2 separate regions of the Homo sapiens genome follow, and region 1 is linked to region 2. The links are chromatin loops, found by intact Hi-C in ENCODE. Cell type or tissue: sigmoid colon. All regions are shown on one strand. Each heading gives the region's core, and the rest is flanking DNA. Links, peaks and the distances in the headings are about the cores only.

Region 1 (9,930 bases), core at 1,185-9,184, 67 kb before region 2:
ATCCCAGCTACTTGGGAAGCTGAGACAGGAGAATCTCTTGAACCCAGGAGGCGGAGGTTTTAGTGAGCCGAGATCACACCACTGCACTCCAGCCTGGGCAACAAAGAGCGAAACTCTGTCTCAAAAAAAAAAAAAAAAAAAGAAAAGAAAAGTAGTTTCACATCCTTTTTTTTAAATTTCCCCTCAACATTTTATTATAAAGATTTTCAAACACACAGAAAAGTTGAATGCATTTTCCAGTGAACACCCACATATGTACCCCCTAGATGGCATTTTACTGTATCTCTTCATCACACAGCTCTGCATCTACCCATTACTTCATCTTATTGTTTTCCACCTTTCAAGGGGAGCCACAAACCTCAGTACACTTCACTCCCAAAGGTCTCCACATGTATATCATTAAGTAGCATTCAGGAATGCCTTTATAGTTCATTTTAGGTAAAATTTACATAGAGTGAAATGTTCCAATCTTAAGTGCACCATTTGCTGGATTGTGACAAATGCAGACATCTGTTAAATCAGACTCCTCCCAAGGGAAGGATGTTCCCGTCCCCTCAGAAGGTTCCTTCGTGTCCCTTGCCAGTCAGGCCACCCCCACACTGCCCCCTGCGGCAACCCCTGTTCAGGTTTTTATTTCATTATAGATGAGTGTTTCCTGTTCTAAAACTTCTTAGAAATGATTTGTACTGCAGGTGCCCTTCTGAATTCTGGCTTCTTTCCCTCCCTGTAGCGATTCTGAAATCTGTCCTCGTTGCTGTGGGTTTCAGTAGCTTGTCCCCTGCTGTTGCTGAGCGGGGTCCCCCTGTGTGCATGTACCTACCATGGGGTGTTCATCCCTCCCACTCTGTATCACTCAGCACACATTAAAACACCCTTATATACTATCTCTCACTCAACTCAATTTGCCTGAGGTCCCACTGCCAATTCAAGGGCAGTCAGGATTTGTCTCTATGTTTCCAGGCAGGGAACCCATCCAAAGGTCACCGATGAAGACCTGCCCAATCTTACTGGCCCTCCGGTGGCCTCTACTCAATCTGCCCCCTGCCCCAGCCAGCACTGCAGGGCTTCCTGACGGTGGTGGGTACGTTGGCTGCCTCGGCTTCCTCTCCTCATGTTCCCCCTTCAATTCACTGCAGGCTGGCTTTGGCTGCCCCTTCCCATCTTATCAGTCCTCCTAGTAACATCCAACGCGGCCACCCCCGCTGCTCAGAGAAACCTCCCCTCTGTTGCCCTCTGTGCTCACCCGCCTGCCTCCACGGCTGCTGCGACTCAGTTTCCTTGGCTGTCCCTCCTCTCGGTGACCTTCAGCGTTGAGGAGTCTTCAAGGTCTAGCTCTGGACAGTTGTCTCTGCTCTCTGAACTCTCACTTCCTACAAGGTTGCATCCAGAACCATGGCTTTAAATTCCACCCAGGTGCTGGTAACGCCACAGCCAGACCTTCCCTTAATTCCGGAATCTCCAGGCTTGGATAACCATAATCTCCACTTCAGGCTCAAATAATCCTCCCAAATTTAACAGCACCAGAAACAGAAGCCTTGGTTCCCCTCTCTAGTCTGATCCTGCCCTGCCCTCCCATCCCCAGTAAGTGGTCCCATGAACCCAGAGGTAGCTCAAGCCTGAAGCCTGGGGGTTGTTCTTGATTTCTCCCATGTCCTTGTCTCCTACATCTAACTTATTACCAATCCACAGAGCATCCATCTCCAAATCACATGCTTTTTTTAAACCATAGTGTGGAGGTATGATTGACACACAAAAAGCTGTAGGTTTTTTTTTTGTTTGTTTTGAGACGGAACTTTGCTCTGTCTCCCAGGCTGGAGTGCAGTGGTGTGATCTCGGCTTGCTGCAACCTCCACCTCCCAGGTTCAAATGATTCTCATACCTCAGCCTCCCGAGTAGCTGGGATTACAGGCATGAGCCACCATGCCTGGCTAATTTTTGCATTTTTAGTAGAGATGGGGTTTTACCATGTTGCCCAGGTGGTCTCAAACTCCTGACCTCAAGTGATCCACCCGCCATGGCCTCCCAAAGTGCTGGGATTACAGGCATGAGCCACCACGCCCAGCCTGTAGATATTTAATGTATACAACTTGATGGATGGAGATATGTACACACCTGCGAAAACATTCATCAAGGCCATAAACTTATCCATCACTCTAAGTGTCCTTCCGTCTCCTCTGTTTCTTTTTCATTTCCTTATGTGGTAAGAGGACTAAACATGAGATCTACTCTGTTAGCAAATGTGTAAGTGTACAGTACAGTATTGTTAATCACAGGCCCTAGTTGTACAGTAGATCTCCAGAATGTATTCATCCTGCGTAACTGAGACATTGTACCCTTTGACCAACATCACTCTGTTTCCCCCTCTTCCCAGTCCCTGGCAATCATCATTCTACTTTCTGCTTCTATGAGTTTGGCTGTTTTCCGTTCCATGTATAAGAGAGAAAGAGCAGTATTTGATTTTCTCTGTCTGAGTTACTTCAGGATCTCATCATGTCCTCCAGGTCCATCCATGTTGTCACAAATGGCAGGATTGATCCCTCTCTCCCTTCCTTCCTTCCCTCCTTTCTTCTTTCTTTCTCTTTTTTAGATACCGGGTCTCGCTCTGTTGCCCAGGCTGGAATGCAACAGTGCTGTCATAGCTCAGGGCAGCCTCCAGCTCCTGGGCTCAAGTGATCCTCCTGCCTCATCCTCTTGAGCAGTTCAAACTACAGGCATGCGCCATGATACCCGGCTAATTTTTAAATTTTTTGTAGAGACAGGATCTTGCTTTGTTGCCCAGGCTGGTCTCAAACTTCTGGTTTCAAGTGATTGATTCTCCTGCCTTGGCCTCCCAAAGTGCTGGGATTACAGGTGTGACCAACCACCCTGGCCCTGGATTTCCTTCTTTTTAAATGTCGAATAATATTCCCTCATAGGTGTATACTACAATTTCTTTATCCATTTTTCCACTGACGGACATTTAGGTTGTTTCCAGATCTTGGCCATTTGTGAGTAACACCGCAATGAACCTGGGTGCGCAGATATCATCTCTTCAAGATCCTGATTTCAGTTCCTTCAAATACAATCTTAAACCTCTCCCCTTCTTTACCCCCACTGCCACTGCCCTAGTCCTTGGGCCATGCTTAAACTACAAGTATTTCTGGTTTATCTGTAATTCAGATGTAACTGGCTGCCCTGCCTGTGAGGGGCTGCAGCCGGCTAGCACCTCCTCTCTAACCTCGTCCCCACTATGGAGTTCCTGTTCCTGCTACCCAGGCCAGGCGGGCTCAGAGTGAGCCAGGACAACCCCCTGCCTCCGCTTCTTTCCCCCTGCCTCCGCTTCTTTCCCCCTGCAGGCATCTGAGGGGGAAGCAGATCCTCTGCAACCGCGAGATCTGAGATGTCTCCGCTGCTCAGGCAGAGCGGGGTCTCTGCCCTACTGCTCAGACACAGGCGTTCCACTTGGCTTGCTGTCAAGAGACTGACTCCAGAGCTCTGATTTTAAGGATCGAGGAGACTGACATCTGTGAGGATCCCAGCAGAGGGCCTGCCTGGCTTACTCGGGGCCAGTACATGGCAGTGCCCCCTTGGTCCTCCTCATGCCTGCTTCCCCCTGGGCACAGACAGGGGCTGGGCTGGTGAGGAAGCCATTCTCCAGGGGGAGCAGATCTGACAGGACTCATTTCTCCTCTCCCTGAGCAGGCTTCTTTTAAAACTACTGCATGTTTGGCCAGGTACCGTGGTTCATGCCTGTAATCTCAGAACTTTGGGAGGCTAAGGTGGGTGGATCAGCCTGGGCAATATGGTAAAACCCTGTCTTTACAAAAAACATGGAAAAAATCAGCCTGGCATGGTGGCAAGTGCCTATAGTCTCAGCTACTCGGGATGCTGAGATGGGAGGATCACCTGAGCCCGGGAGGTTGAGGCTGTGGTGAGCCATGATCATGCCACTGTACTCCAGCCTGGGTGACAGAGTGAGACCCCGTATCAAAACAAACGAAAAAACTCCCCAAAACCCCCCACTGCATTTTAAACCATGCACAGTAGTGAGCAGTCCTGTTTCAGGGCAGTTCTGGGAATTACAAGGACAAAATCTGGCCTTCTGCCTGGTGGAGCAACGTGGGGGTGTGGACGCCTGTGTGTGAACGCCCCTCACCCACGTGGGACAAAGTCCATCCTCTGTGCCAGGCCCTGGGCAAGCCAGCCCGGCTGATCCACCTTGCTCCTCCCCCTCTCTTCTTTGTGTTCCCTGCAAACTCCTGCCAAGTTTGCAAGCAGAAAGAGCTGACGGTTTGGGGTTGTGCAGAACATTCCTTTCTAGAATAGAAGTCAGCTGGTGGGGAAGCAGATGCCCCTTACTCTCGGTGCCTCAACTTCCTCATTGGCCTAACGGGGCTTAGGAATTCTGCCTGCTTCTCCTGGAGAGCACAGGGGACCCACCAGGCCCCCAGTGCTCAGTAAGAGGGGTACCTTCTGTCCATGCAAGTGGCCCTCCTTTGAGACCCAGCGCCCGACTGCCCAACAACTTGGAGCTGTTTCCTCCTTGTTCGTAGCACTTTCTGGCCTCTTCCCTTGCCGTCTTCAGTGGGTGGCATGGTGGCCCTTTCTCTTTACATTTTTTTCTGGCACTAGAATCTGAGCTCCTTGATCTGCAGGGATTGTGGTTTCCCCACACAGTGCCTGGCACACAGATAGTGCTCAATAAATGCTCACCACGGCAGAATTTAACTGTCTTTGAGGTATCCAGAATATAGAGACAGGTTCCTCCAGCTTCCTACTCCCTCAGGCCTATTCTAAAACAAAACCTGAATTTCTGTCCCTGAAGGCAGGTCCTCCTTTAGCCAACTGCAGGTCTCCTTAGGAAGAGTAAGATTCCAAGTCCTAATTTATCCTTTTTATACCTAAGGTGGATCAGCCCTGATTTTATGCTGGGACCTTTACTTGTACTATTTTATTTAATCCTCAAGATAACCCTATGAAGTAGGTACTGTTAATATCATCCCCATTTTACAGATGCAAAAACTGAGGACCAGAGAGATTAGGCAACTTGCCCAAAGTCACACAGCCAGCAAGCAGTGCACAAGGGATTTGAACCCAGACCCTTCTGATACCAGAGCGAATGCCCTTGAACCTCTGGGCTACACTGCCTGAGGGCTGCAGGGCTCTAAAGGGATAAGGAAGGAAGCTTGGAGGGACTGAGTGCCAGGGGAGTGAGAGGGGTGTGTGTATGAGTGTGTGGGTGGGTGGGGCTTTGCAGGGAGGCGGTTGCTACAGAGGGGCAGGGGAAGGGGGGTGCTGGAACGTGGGGAAGGTAGACAGAGGAGCCCCAGAAGCAGTCAGCTGTGCTGACGATGGATGGGGCAGGAGAAGAGAAACCCCAGGCAAGGGAGGTGAAGCTCTGAGCGGCCACACCAAGCTCTCCCTCCTGCCCAGGGCACAGCGCCAGGCCTTACTTTTGAAGCTAACGAGAAGCAGATGAAGGAGTGGGATGGGCTAGAGGCGGAGACTGCCTCTGCTACGTGGCACCCCTCGGCAAGCCTGGAGCTTCTGCCAGCGGCCAAGAGTGGGGCAGGGCCTTGCAGCTGGACTGTGGGTCTCCCTCAGGGTTTACTACAGCTTGGACTTGCCAGTGCAAGAGGGTGGATCTTATTCAAAGATAGGTTCAAACATTAGCAGCCTCAGTGAACGATGCAGCCTGGGCTCCATGGAGTTGCTACCACCCATAAGAGGGTGTCCCTCCTGCCATGGGCTTCCCTTTCCTTCCCTGACACATGGACAATCCAGCCCACAGGTCTGAGCCCCCCAGAGCAGCTGGCTCCCAGGCTGCGCCATCCCTTCCAGGGAGGGGTGGGAGTGGGTAGTGCAGGTGCTTGGAAGCCAGAGGGGTGGCTCTGAAGGGATAGCTAGGATTCAGGATCCAGGGAGAGCACTGGGGGCTGGGGTGGCAGCCCCCTGTGGGCCAGGACTGGGTGTGTTGGTGACAGCAGCATCCGCAGCACCTTGCATGGTGTGCCTAGTCGATGCATAATCAACACTTTAGTTACGTCACATAACGGCTCTGTAAACAGGATCTGGAATCAGCCATGGGCTTGAACCTCAGTCCCACTATTACTAGCTCAGCAGAGGGCTTGACCCCCCTCCCCAACTTTTTTAGTGACAGGGTCTTGCTCTGTCACTCAGGCTGGAGCGCAGTGGCATGATCATAGTTCACTGCAGCCTTGAACTTGTGGGCTCAGGCGATATTCCAGCTTCAGCCTCCGGAGTAGCTGGGATTATAGGCGTGTGCCACCACACCTGGCTAATTTTTAAATTTTTTGTAGAAATGAGGTTTCACTTTGTTATCCAGGCTAGTCTTGAACTTCTGGGCCCACGTGATCCTCCCGCCTTGGCCTCCCAAAGTGCTGGAATTACAGGCACGAGCTACTGTGCTTGGCCAGGGCTTAACCTCTTTAAGCTTCCATTTTCCTATCCGAGGCTTCCAACTCAGGCAGCTCTGAGCCAGCTCTGAACCAGTCACGACTTGCTGCCTCTTAAAGGTGCAGAGCTCAGCACAGTGCCTGGCACATAGTAAGTGCTTAGTAAAAGCCATCATGGACATTTAATTCACAAACAGGTGGAGGATGCAGCAGAGTGTCCTGGGTCTTCCTGAAAGAAGTGAAGTGATGGCATTTTGTACTTTTCATCATTCATTCATTCAATCTTCATTCAACTCTCCTACAAACCTGGCCTAAAATGCAGGCAGAGTTGGTGTTGGGGAAGGAGATGGCTGTGGGTCCATTATACTCCATGAAGCCTGTTTGAGGGAAAGAAGCAGAGAGCCCTTCAAGTGAACCGGAGGGAGACGGGCTCCTATTAGGAAACCCTGGACTCAGGGAACTGATTACCAGAGGAGCCTCACAGCAGCCTCCTGGGAACGGAAGGTTACCAGGCAATCCGGGGCTGGGTCACTTCTCTGCCGGCCTGTGCTAGTCTCCCTGCGCACTGACTATCCCCGCGAGACTCTTCTGCTCCCCCAAACTCAGCATGCAACAGACTACGGGTTGCCGTGGTAACAACCAGGGCTCCAGTTTTATATGTTCTTACCACTTCCGGGTCAATACCACTTCCAGGTCAATACCACACCCGGGTCAATACTACCTGACTGTGGTTGGGTCTTTTTGAGTTCAAATTCTGTCGCCCTCTCATAAGTGGGGGGGCTATCTGTCTCAAACCTGATAGTTTGCTTCTTCCTCATCAGCAAGAAGGGGGATCACACTCCCAAAAAAGGTAGGCACGCAAAATTGTCTCCTATGAACAGAACAAAAGACCAGCACCTCCCAGCAGCCTTTTCAGATAACTATCTTCACACCATTTACACCATCTTTATTTATCCTCTTACCTCTCTTTCTCCAGGACTGTTAAGAAGCTGAGAGCCACAGTAAAAAGCCACAAGGATGTCCCAAGTTACATTTCCAACCTTGTCACCTGCTTCCTTCACAAACCCACTTTTCTGGGCAGAAAAGTGCACCCTGCCAGCAGAACACGCCTGGTTCCTTCCTCCCTCCAAACTTCCGCCCACACTCGCCTCTGTAGCCTCTGTAGCCAGATGTGCTCCTCTTCATATCATTTTTTTTTTTTTTCTTGAGAAAGTTTCTTGCTCTGTTGCTCAGGCTGGAGTACAGTGGCATGATCATGGCTCACTGCCACCTTGACCTCCTGGGCTCAGGCGATCCTCCCACTTCAGTCTCCAGAATAGCTGGGACCACAGGTGCACACCATGCCCAACTAATTAAAAAAAAATATTTTTTTGTAGAGACGAGCTCTCACCATGTTTCCCAGACTGGTCTAGAATGCCTGGGCTCAAGCGATCCTCCCTCCTCAGCCTCCCAAAGTGGTGGTATTACAGGTGTGATACCTAATTCAAGAGTTAAATAACATTAAAGAATAATTTGGAGGCTCCCTCCCAGCCTCCAAATCTTCACCAGCCCTCAAAATTAAGCTCAACTTCTGTCTCCTCCAAGAATTTTCCACAGGATTCCAATCTGGAGGGATCAGTGTCCTCTAAGTGTAGCCTTTATTGACTCTTCCACCATTTGGTCTCCTATATTACCATCAGGAAAAATTAGTAAAAGACTTTCAAATGGACAAAAAAGAGCAAATGTCACTGAATGTCCAGCCTAGAGCACTCTTCCAGTTTATCACTGCCTTCCATTGCCTTTGAGCCATTTACAACTCTATAAGTCACAGAGAACTGATAATAGTGCAAATGACTTGAGTTCATAGAAATGCAAATTCCTTGTGTCCCGGGGAATGTACTCGATGGTTGCCCTGTGGATAAACTTCCTCTGCAAGTTCATTTCAGCCTCCTGTTGACTTACATGTGTGTGGTTCTTGGAATTCTCCTTTTAACCAGTTAGAACATCTTAACTACTTCCCATTAATTAATGAGTTAAATAAAATCTTTATATTTTAATGAGAGTCATAATTTTGTCTTTTTTCCAAAAATTATTCTTTAATGTTATTTAACTCTTGAATTAGAAAATATAATGGCTTGGCACCCTGTATCCGTCAGTGTTTTGGGGAGTAGGCAATAGAAAGGGGAAAGGGGGCTGCCAAAAAACAACTGTCTACCCATCTTTCCTTGACAACTAAATTGTGCACTCTGGGCGGGGTGTAGTGGCTCACACCTGTTATCCCAGCACTTTGGGAGGCCACGGTGGAAGGATTGCTTGAGGCCAGTAGTTCAAGACCAGCCTGGACTCTGTCTCTACAAAAAAATAATAATACCTAAGAAATTAGCCAGCTGTGGTGGTGCACACCTGTATTCCCAGTTACTCAGGAGGCTGAGGTGGAAGGATCACTTGAACTCAGGAGTTTGAGGCTGCCGTGAGCTATGACTGCACCACTGCACTCCAGCCTGGGTGACAGAGCAAGACCCTGTTGCTAAATTTTTTTAAATTGTGAGTTGTGTGAGTGCTATATCTAGAAAGTTCACATATTCCTCTTTTCTCTTTTTTACATAATGAGGGATTACTAAGGGGGCTAGTGTACTAGACCCTGTGGAATTATTCTAAAGGAAGTCCAGGGAAAATACGAAATCAGAGAACGTCTGAGCTGGATGAGGTCAGAGAAGCTGCCTTGAGCAAGTCTCTCATTTTTCTCCTGAGGACACCGGGCTGCCTGCGCTGGGGGGTCTGTGTGGCCTGTCAGAGAGTAGGATTTGGGGATTCTCTGACAACTGTTCATGAAATGGGGCATGCTCACTTACCCCAAATCTGGTTATGGTAACGAGTTGGGGGGAACGGCCACCAGCTGATTGGAAACAGAGCCTCCCGAGGCGCATTGGGCTTCCGGGCTGTTTCCCAGCCTCCTTGGCAGCGGACTCCTCTCCCGAGGTATGTTTTGCCGACGTGGCTGGCCGTGGGAAGCTGGGAGGCACACTTTTCTGAAGATCTGTTTGCAAAATTGAAACCCTGCTTTTGAGAACCCTTCACAGTTCGCAGCTGTGAGGAGATGGGAGCGCGAGGCCAGGAGCAGCCTTCCAGCAGCTCTGAGACCCACCAGTGTAACCCAGGATGCCCTCGGCTTGGTCTGGGGCTTCAGCAGCCATGCCTCCAGCGTGTGCCCCTCAGGGGCCCTTTCGGGGAGAACACCCCGTCTTCTCTTTGCTGGGGCTGTTGACCTGTCTTCTCCCTCTCGGTTTCCTCCACTTTAGCTCCCATACCTGGTTTCTGGAAGGCAGGGGTGCAGCTGCAGCTATGGGGCTTCCATCCACTCACCTCACCTTGGGGAGACGAGGGTCCCACACACGGGTGTGGCCACAGGCAGGACTGGGGTGGTCTGGGGTGGGGTGGAGGGCTTTCTGGCAGACAGGTCGCGTGGTCTTCTCCCAGTGGGAAGAGGTGCCTGAGAAAGGCAAGAGCAGGAAGCCAGGCGTCCAGGTCTCCACTCCTCGTTATGGTAACTCTCGTT
Region 2 (9,930 bases), core at 556-8,555:
CGTGCTGTCAGCCAGCTGCCTCCCACGGGCCACCAGTGCCACCACACTGAAGGAACCATGGAGCCACCTGGAAAAGTCAACCGAGAATTAGACATAACAATTTGGTTCTGCAAGGAGAGGAAACCCTTGGTCCTGGGATTCAGCCTTCAGGCTGTTATTAGCATTTATGGATGAAAGCTTCCTCTCAAGCATGGGTTGGTTGTGAATGCTTTTCCAGAGACATGGAAATGCAGCCAATGAGGACGTTTTTAAGTTCTCAGTTTTCCACCAGAGGACGGCTGCGCTCCCTGGTTTCAGGAGGGCACTGGGCTGGGGTGTGGATGTACCCAGGCGCTGTGGCCTCTTTGTGAGTTGCCTTCCTGGTATGCTGTAGGGATGAAGGGATGTGGGGGGGGTGCTCTGACTGAGCCCAGGGAGGGTGTCTGCCTCACCAAAAAGAGGAAGAAGGCAGAAAGAGGACCATGTCTCTGTGGTGAAGAGATGGGGTGATGGCAGCCTGCTCTCTCCTCCTGCACAGGGACTAGCGATGGACTTGATGCGCCTGCCTCTTCCCTCCCTGTGACACCCATTCCCCCATCCTCACCTGAGACCACAATGTGTTGTGTTTGGCACCCAAGCCTTCTGGTTTCCAGTGAGTTCTTGGTGCTCACCAGGCCTCCTGAGGGGCCTCCCTTGCTTGACACAGGGCAGAGGAGCAATGACTGGACCTGGGTCCCAAGGGCTGGGCATTCCCCTGGGCCGGGTACCCCTGTCGGCTGGGCACCCCTGTCAGCTCAGCACCCCCCTGGGCTTGGCACCACTGTGGGCTGAGCCTCTGCTAGGAGTCCAGGCCCCTCTTAGGTGAGAGCTTGAAACTGACCTCACAGGGGAGAATTTTGTGCGCCTTTCTTGTTCCTTTCAACCCTCCAGGACTATTATTTGGAAGAAGTATAGGCAGATTCCACTACATGGTTACCAGTCTGAGTGTCTGGAAGAGCATATTTGAAACTTGGGGATCCTCTTGAGTCTTCAGGATCCCTGGATAAGCGGCTCCAAACTCCACAGAGAAGCAGCTGGTCTCCTTCACTGAGAAATCCCTCAGATCCTCTTCTCTGTGGATTTCAAAAGACAGGCCATCTCCTCCCATTTCAATACACATTTCTCACTTGATTCTAGAACTTTCTTGTGCACTTCAGTCTTAGCTTCTCCCAGAACCCAACCTAAGGTTAATTGGAGCTTTAGTGGTCAGTGGGGTTTTCCCAGAAGCAGCCCTACAACAAGAATGTTGAAGATAAACATTTGATTTGGGAGGTGATCCCGGGAAGTAATGGTATAAAGACCAGGACTGATCATGTGACCACCGTGGGCGACTAAGGCTCCAGTGCTGCAGACTCTGGGGCAATGCCTGAGTTATTCCTCTAAGGGGTGAGGGGGTAGCCACATGTGTTATCATCCACTGTTGCACACAATTTGGATACCCCTGGACGGCCACATCTGCATGTGGGTGAGGTGAGCTCAGGAGAAGAGACACAGGTGCTGGCAGCCAAAGTGAGTTCATGCTCCCTGATGTGGCATGGCCTGAGGGCATGGGTAGGCACTGCCAGCAGCTTCTACACCTTCTGGGGGAGGAACACAGCCTATCTAAGGCTGGAATAGATTGTTCAAACTGTTCCATGTGGCAGGAGCCAGGGCTGCAATAGAAAAGAAGATTCCAAAAGGCTCTCTAGAGAAGGCTGGGCAAACAGAGCTGGATGCGAAGTGAGAGAAGGTTTATTATAACTCAGCACAAGCCCATCCCATCCACATTCCAGGCAAATCCACCCCATAGAGACAGGTTGTCCTGCCATGCGGCCGAGCCACAGCAGGCCTCTGGGCGCCAAGAGCCTGGGCTGGAGCATAGAGGATGTGGAGCCCCACTCTGTAGGTTCTGGGACTCCTGAGTTTGTTTCGGCCCCCACAGAGCTGTCCTGGCTATGGTTCCCAGAGAGCCTCACTGCATAAGGCTGCCCTTTTTCTTTTCTTCCTGTGAATAGCACCAAGCCATTTTGAAACAAGAATTCCTTAAAATAGTTTTTGTTTAAAGAAACAAGAAGCACCATCTCTTTATCGACTGTATGTTAACAGCAGTCAGCCAGTGAGCAGAAGCTTCTTTCAGCTTCAGGGCCTGAGGCTTGCAGGGGGACCCCCAGACCTCACCCACCCAGGGAGCTGCTTTCTCATAGGCACATCCCACAAATACTCCAGACACTAGATGACATTTTTATAGGTTTCTGTTTCCCTATATAGTGAAGTTGTTATTGCAGAAATGAGAGGACACTTTTGCAAATGACCAGAAGTCTGCACTTTCTAGGGGTGTCTTCTGGAGCTGCACTGAGCCACCGAGCAGCGCTGTCTGATAGAACCTTCTGCACTGATGGCAATGTTCTTGCACCACGAGTGGTCGCTGAGCACGCAACATGTGGGTACTGTGACCGATAAATTAAATGTTTAATTTCATTTAAATCAAATTAATTTAAATCTTTACACATAGCCACATATGGCTACTGACCTGGGCAGTGCAGCTTATGAGCAAAGGACACCCTGAACTTGGGCTGCCTCCGGTTGGGGCTGAGTTTGGGACGTAAGTATATGCACAGTTACATGGGTGCCCCTGGTGTGTGTCACACACGGCTGGAGTCCAGAAAGAAAGCAGCAATGGTTTCTTCTCCAGCTGAAGTCTTTTCTAGGATTGAGTCCAAGTTGCAGAGGTTTATGCCCTGCCCTTGGCCTGGGGTGATGACCTTGACCCTGGTCATCAGAGCAGCCAGGAAGAGCTCAGATTTAATGTCTGCTAGTGTCAAGAGCTTTCATGCAAGCAGTCTTCTTCGCCTCTGGGACACTCGGCTTGGGGGTTGTGTGTTTACCCACCCCCCACCCCCCAACCTTATCTTGGGGAGGAAATTGAGGCTCAGAAAATGTCAGTGCTCTGCCTGAGCTTCTCAGTGAAAAAGTGGTCAAGTCAGGATTCGAACCCAGGTCCACTGAGGCCCATGATACCCAGCACTCAGAGTTGTGCTTTTTCCTTGGCAGTAAGTGCTGCTGCCGTGAACTTTCTCCCACACTTTTTCTTGCAGTTCCTGAGCAACCGGACATACACTGGGCTCTGGTTGCTGGGACACCAGAGTTGAGAGGTCAGCATAGGAGGCTCCACTCACTTCGGTCCTGTGACAATGGACTCATGACCATTCATGACATCTCCAGCCTTGATGCCCCACCCCCACTACTGCCCATGAGTCTTATGTTAAAAATAACAATGAACGACAAGAACTGGGGCTCTGCAGTCAGAAGGACAACATATGTTTTCCATTTTCTTCTTTCTCTTCCCTGCTTCTCTAAAAGTGGATTAAATATGAAAAAGCACTTCCCGAACGCTTGGGAGACACTGGGAAGGATTGTCCAATGGAGAAATTATTCTCCAGAGAATTTCTTAAAAGCCACTTGTTTTTAAGAAAACACATAAAACTCTTAATTATAAAATTCACACATATTCGTTAAAGAAAACTTGGAAAACACAGATGAATATAAAGAAAGAAAAATGCATTGACATTCTACTCAAAGAATCTTCACTAAACGTTTGCTATAGTCCTTTTCAATTTTTTTTTCCTATGCACAAAAAATGTATATTTTTGTTTGCCTGCTGTAGTTATAACTATATATTTTAGGGTGATTGTATGATTGTGGTGGGAAGATTCAAACCCTCCCTGGGGTCAAAGGAATGATTTGAGATCCCTACTTTTCAAACCTTCTGGGTATAAAGGACCTGTTTTTTTTTAAATTTCCAACCCATCACTGACCACATATGAAGCAGCACGCTATGTGTCACTGACCTTGTGGGTTCACTGTCGCCCCACCTGGGTCATGTTGAGTCCAGCAGACACTTGATTGGGTGCCAGAGCAATGTCAGATTGCTCTAAAAGTTTCTAAGCAATCACTCTGCTTCCACACTGATTTCTTTATGGCAGAACTGGCCTGACCATGATCACCAAACTACAGCCCTTGGGCCAAATCCTGCCTACCACTAGGTGTGAGCTAAGGATGGTTTTTATATTTTAAATGGTTGGGGGAAAAAATCAGAACAATGTTTCATGACATGAAAATTCCAAGAAATTCAAATTTAAAAAATTCAAATTTCAAAAATCAATGAAATTCAATTTTGAAAAGTCTCTTCGAGATAGAGCCATGCTCATTCCTTTGCACATATGTGGCTGCTTTCTCAGTACAACGACAGAATCAAGTCGCCGAGACAGGGACCGACCATCCTGGCCTAAAATGCCTGAAATATTTACCATCTGGCTCTTTACAGAAAAGTTTTGCTGACCCTGATCCAGTTCAATGGTTCCCACATTTGCTGCTTTTTATAATCATTGGAAACTTAAAAAAACAGTACAGCTCGCCAGTCCCCTCCCCGCCCCAGGTGACTGTGACGTCAGCAGTTCTGGGACGCAGCAGCCAGGTGTGCCCTCAAGCGGCTTTCCCAGGACGGGGCCCGCGGCTCTGTTCAGAGTCTCCTTTGGGACAAAACCCCTTGTGTCCCGAGCTGCTCCAAATGTGGTCCCCGCCACAACATTCCCCGTGGGTCCAGCCCTTTCCGGGCACCCTGTAGCTGGGGTTCACTTCCTCCTCAGCCCTCTGCACCATGACCTCGGCCTCCTTCTTCCTCGCAGCCTGCAGCAGGCCCCCTGGGCTTTCCCGATGTCACCCCAGCCAGGGCCTCCTCGGGCTCTCCCCAGCAGAGGGTTTCTAGAATTCTTGGCCTGCCCCCCCGGGGCGGCTGGGAGGAGCAGCCTGGCCCCACGTCCTGAGGGCCCGGCCACAGGGCTCGCCTCGTCTGGGCCCCACGCAGCTCCCACCCTCTGGTTTATGCTTCTGGCACCAGCACTGGAGTCCTGAGCCAAATGCACACATGGCCTGAGCAGTTCTGTGGGGGAGTGGAGAGGAGTGAGCTGGAAGGGAGAGAGCTGATAAAGCCGCGTCTCTGCCTGTGCGGATTCCTTGTCTTTCCTGAATTCCTTCCTCACTCCTCCATTTTTATATTTCTCATTCCTTTCCTCCTCGCTCCGTTCCCTCTTCCTTCTTTCTCCTCCTTACCCTGCTACTTCTCTCTCTGGCATTGTTACCCCTCCTGCCTTGAGTTTTTGAGTCAGATCTGCTACTTCTAGGACAACCCCCTCTTCCTGAATGGGATGTGGGACACAGCGGCTCAGGCTTCGGGGCTGGAAATGTGCTCACTTTATTCAGGGAAAATGTGTTCCGGTCCTGTCCTCAGAGAGCTCACAGTTTATGAGAGAGCCAGACAAGCCGCAGGCAATTTTATGTGTACATATGTGCTATTTGTTTGTTTGTTTGAGACAGGGTCTTGCTCTGTCGCTCAGGCTGGAGTGCAGTGGCAATCTTAGCTCACTGCGGCCTCAACTTCCTGGGCTCAAGCAGTCCTCCTGCTTCAGCCTCTCAAGTAGCTGGGACAACAGGCACCCCTCACCACACCCAGCTAATTTAAAATTTTTTTGTTGTTGAGATGGGGTCTCGCTATGTTGCCCAGGCAGGTTTAGAACTCCTGGCCTCGAGTAGTCTCCCTGCTTCGGCCTCCCATGGTGCTAGGATTACAGGTGTGAGCCACTGCACCTGGCCATGTGTTGTTTTTAAAATTTTTCTTTAATTGAAAAACAATAATTGTATATATTTATGAGTTATGATGTGATGTTTTGATATGTGTATACATTGTGGAATGATTATATCAAGCTAATTAACATATCTATCACCTCACATATTTACCATTTTTTTTGTAGTGAAAACATTTAAAATCTATTATTTTAGCAATTTTGAAATACACAATGCTTTATTATTAACTGTGGTCATCATGCTGTGCAATAGCTCTTAAAAACTTATTCCTGGCCGGGCACGGTGGCTCACGCCTGTAATCCCAGCACTTTGGGAGGCCGCGGCGGGTGGATCACAAGGTCAGGAGATCGAGACCATCCTGGCTAACACGGTGAAACCCCGTCTCTACTAAAAATACAAAAAATTAGCCAGGCATGGTGGCGGGCGCTTGTAGTCCCAGCTACTCAGGAGCCTGAGGCCGGAGAATGCGTGAGCCCCGGAGGCGGAGCTTGCCGTAAGCCGAGATCGCACCACTGCCCTCCAGCCTGGGCCACAGAGCAAGACTCTGCCTCAAAAAAAAAAAAAAAAAAAAAAAAAAAAACTTATTCCTTCAGTCTAACTAGAAATTCATATTATTTGGTCAACGCCCTCCCCGCTTGCCCCCAGCTCCTGGTAACCACCATTCCATGCTCTATTATTATAAATTCAACCTTTTTAGATCCTCAGATGAGTGAAATCTTGTGCTATATGTCTCCCTGTGCCTGGCTTATTTCACTAAGCACAGTGTCTTCCAGGTTCACCCGTGTTGTCACAAATGACAGGATTTTATTCTTTTTAAAGGGATAATAGTGCTCCATTGTGCATATAACCACCTTTTCTTTATCTCTTCCTCTGTCGATAGACACAGGTTGGTTCCATATATTGGGAATAGTGCTCAATGAGCATGGGAGCGCAGACATCTCAGACACACTGACTTCATTTCCTTTGGCTATATGCTCAGTGGTGGGACTGCTGGATATGGTAATTCTATCTTTCAGTTTTTTTTTTTTTTTTTGAGACAGAGTCTCTGTCTTTCGCCCAGGCTGGAGTTCAGTGGCACGAACTCAGCTCACTGCAAGCTCCACCTCCCAGGTTCACGCCGTTCTCCTGCCTCAGCCTCCCGAGTAGCTGGGACTACGGACACCCGCCACCAAGCCCGGCTAATTTTTTTTTTTTTGTATTTTTTAGTAGAGACGGGGTTTCACCATGTTAGCCAGGATGGTCTTGATCTGCTGACCTCATCATCCACCCGCCTCGGCATCCCAAAGTGCTGGGATTACAGGCGTGAGCCACCGCGCCCGGCCTATCTTTCAGTTTTTTAAGCAATCTTCATACTGTTTTCTGTAATGACTGTCCTAATTTAATTCCCACCAATAGAACCATAGGCTATTTAAATAGTGCCCTAAGGGGCAGCCTAGGGGTAAGAACAGGGCACTTGGTCAGGTAGCACCCAGCAAGAGCCCATCCTGGCTGTGTGTTATGTAAGGGGGAAAAGGTGATCAACTCAGTGCAGGGAATGCTGGAACTAAGTCATGTTCAGGGTAGACAGTGGCATCTGCCCATGGAAGCCGTGGACATGCCCCTTCTTAAGACCCATGGACACTCCCCTCACTGAAACCCACAACATGGTCTTAAGTAAGGGAGGCTCAGGAGCAGATTTATACTTTAGAAAACTCATCCTGGCTACAGTGGGGAAAGTAGAACTGGGGGGTACCAATCTAAAGTCAGGAAGGCCATTCTAATCCAGAGAGATGAGGCAGGCCTAAACTCGGGCTGGAGAGGAGGGAGCGGCTTTGAGGGATATTTAGGATTTGGGGGTTGGAAGTGAGGCATGAGGGAAAGTCATGATGAGGAAAGGATGACATCCAGTTTCTAGTGTGGTTCTCTCAGTGGATGGTGTTCTGTCAGTTACTTCTGTAATAATGCTGCATAACCAATAAGCCCACAGTCTCAGTGGTTTACATCAACAAAGATTTTATTTCACATCCATGAGACTGAAGGCTGGCTGCCGTTGGCTGATCTTGAATGGGCTTGTCTGGGCCAGACTTCTGATTGGGTTCAGGATGTTCCACATGACCTCATTCTGGAGCCTAAGCCAAAGGGCAGTAACTATCTGGTGGAAAATCATGGGAGGGAAGATCACACAAGCATCTTTAAAATCTCATCTTGCATCACATCCAGGGCAGAGGTAAATCAAGGCCACCAGAGGAAAGAGGAGATAAGGTCACTAGGGGCTGAGGGCTGGGGCTGCTGGCTGGAATATCTGTCTGGGTTTCCTCTTATCCCTAGGCCAACCGAGGTCACAGTTGTGATGTGTTTCTCAAGTCTTTAAAACGATGCCAGGGAACAGAGATGTGGTTATCAGAATTAGGTACAATGAAAGTCTTTTTCCCTCCAATAAATATTGGATGCACATCCACTACGTGCCAGATGGACCATTTCCTCCTGTGAGGTAGGCATGGCAGCTGGAATCAAGGCCTAAGTTTAAAGCTGTGTCATGGAAAATAGGTTTCTGGTGTCCTAAGGGTTAGTTGTACCATCAAATAGAATTTCCATGGGAATTTCAGAATAATCAATTATGTACACTTTATGAATTTAAAATTGTAGTTGGCTAAAATAGAGACCTGAAAAATAGTGGCTTAAATCCCCAAGTATTTATTCTCTAATTTGTTAGGAAGTTTGGAGATAGGCAATCCAGGGCAGAACCCAAGCTTGTTATGTCTTTCTGCTCCGTTGTCTGCAGCTTGCAGCTTCTACCCTCAGACTCACCTCATGGTCCAATATAGCTGCTAGAGCTCCAGCCATTCGATGAGATATAGGCTAGAAGAAGGAGGTAAGGCAAAAGGGATATTTTTCTCAATTGAGACAGGTTTCTCTAAAGCAGGCTTCCTGGAAACTCCATAAAACATTAAGGCTTACATCTCACTAGTCACATGACCACACTAGCTGCAAGAGAGATTGGGAAATTTGGTTTTAGCTAGATACATTGCTTCCCTGAGTAAAGTCAACATTCTGTTTTCAAGCCACAAAGGGAAAATAAATATTAAGGGGCAACCAGCAGTTTCTACTGCACCCTCTAAGTGTGTGTGTGTGTGTGTGTGTGTGTGTGTGTGTGTGTGTGTGTTCCCTCAGAGGGACAGAATTTAGCAGAAAGAACCCTGTATTAAACTCAAGACCCATGGACTTATTTTCCTATTTCTCTATTACTGGCTACATCAACAAGGCAAAGTCATATAATCTCTCTGAGGCTTCAGGTTCCTTTTCGGCAAAATGTACTATTGATCATCTTTCCTTCCAGTGTTATCAAAATAACCAAATAGGACCAAGAACTCTATGAATTTTAACATGATATTAAAAAATTAATAATAAATACCCGTTTGGACTAGAAGCGCCCTTTGACCCACTGCTGTCCACACCAAGCAGGCTGTTGTGCTCTCACAGAGCATAGCTGGAGGGTAGGAGTGGGGCAAGACTAAGTATGTGGATGGAGTTGGCCCTGTTGAGGCAGATGGTATCCTAATTCCTTATGGACAGTAAGTACCTTAGGAGAATGTTTACTTGTGGATGGTTAGTCTTGATCCAGTGGTTTCCAACCGCTCCAGTTGACTATGCTGTATAATAGACACTAACCCCAAAGCCTACTGGCTTAAAACAATAATTTGTCATCTTTCTGGTTGACTGGGCTCAGTAGGGCAGTTTTCACTTAGAGTCTCTCATATATTTACTGTCGGATGTCAATGGGGGTTGCAGTCATCTGAAGGCTCAACTGGGCTGGACCTCCAGGGAGGGTCTCCCAACATGGTCAGCAGTTGATGCTGGGAGAGTAGCTGAGCTATACACTCAACCCCTCTTCATGTGGTCTCTGCACATGGCTTTGGCCTCATTGCATAACAGCTGGGGTCTGAGCAGGAATGTTCCAAGAGCAAATCTTTCAAAAGGAAAAGAACAGAAACTGTCATTTCTCCTATAAGCTAGACTAGAACTGGCACGTGTCACTTCTGCCCAGATTCAAGAAGGTAGAAAACACACTCCCTTTCTTTATGGGGGAATAGCATGCCTGTTGGGAAGGGTGGGAACTGATGGCAACATCTTAGAGACTGGCTACCACATCTACATTGGCTGAACATTGAAATCCCCTGAGTGATTTCACCTGAGTGATAAAACAAAGGCCAGGTGCATCCCCAGAGACTGCGGTGATTGACGATCTGGAGTGTGGCCTGGTTATTATGATATTTCAAAGCTCCAAAGGTGATTCCAATGTGCAGTCAAGGTTTA

Evidence for each region. Peaks named below come from ENCODE experiments on the same cell type or tissue, not always from the same donor. Only the 100,000 strongest peaks of a DNase experiment are listed, where the experiment ranks them.
Region 1: it touches region 2 in a loop (2.7-fold over the local background); 8 of 110 quality-filtered maps call a loop at or near these places.

Annotation. Positions count from the first base shown.
Region 1 is chr20:17,869,695-17,879,624 of GRCh38, reverse strand. LOC105372548 (a long non-coding RNA gene) reads right to left here and starts at 6,989. Exons shown (of 4, transcript XR_937297.3): 1 at 6,905-6,989; 2 at 6,702-6,772; 3 at 1,244-1,370. RefSeq lists enhancers at 2,870-3,772, 7,771-8,499. In sigmoid colon, for the core only: no CTCF peak of the experiment used is centred there; DNase peaks (open chromatin) are centred at 3,404, 4,144 and 5,444; H3K4me3 peaks cover 125 bases; H3K27ac peaks cover 5,479 bases.
Region 2 is chr20:17,801,814-17,811,743 of GRCh38, reverse strand. No RefSeq gene overlaps it. Among named protein-coding and RNA genes, the nearest start is that of BANF2, 110 kb to the right of the region's middle. RefSeq lists an enhancer at 8,397-8,566 and a silencer at 9,629-9,817. In sigmoid colon, for the core only: no CTCF peak of the experiment used is centred there; DNase peaks (open chromatin) are centred at 3,163, 4,526, 4,903 and 7,693; H3K4me3 peaks cover 586 bases; H3K27ac peaks cover 4,281 bases.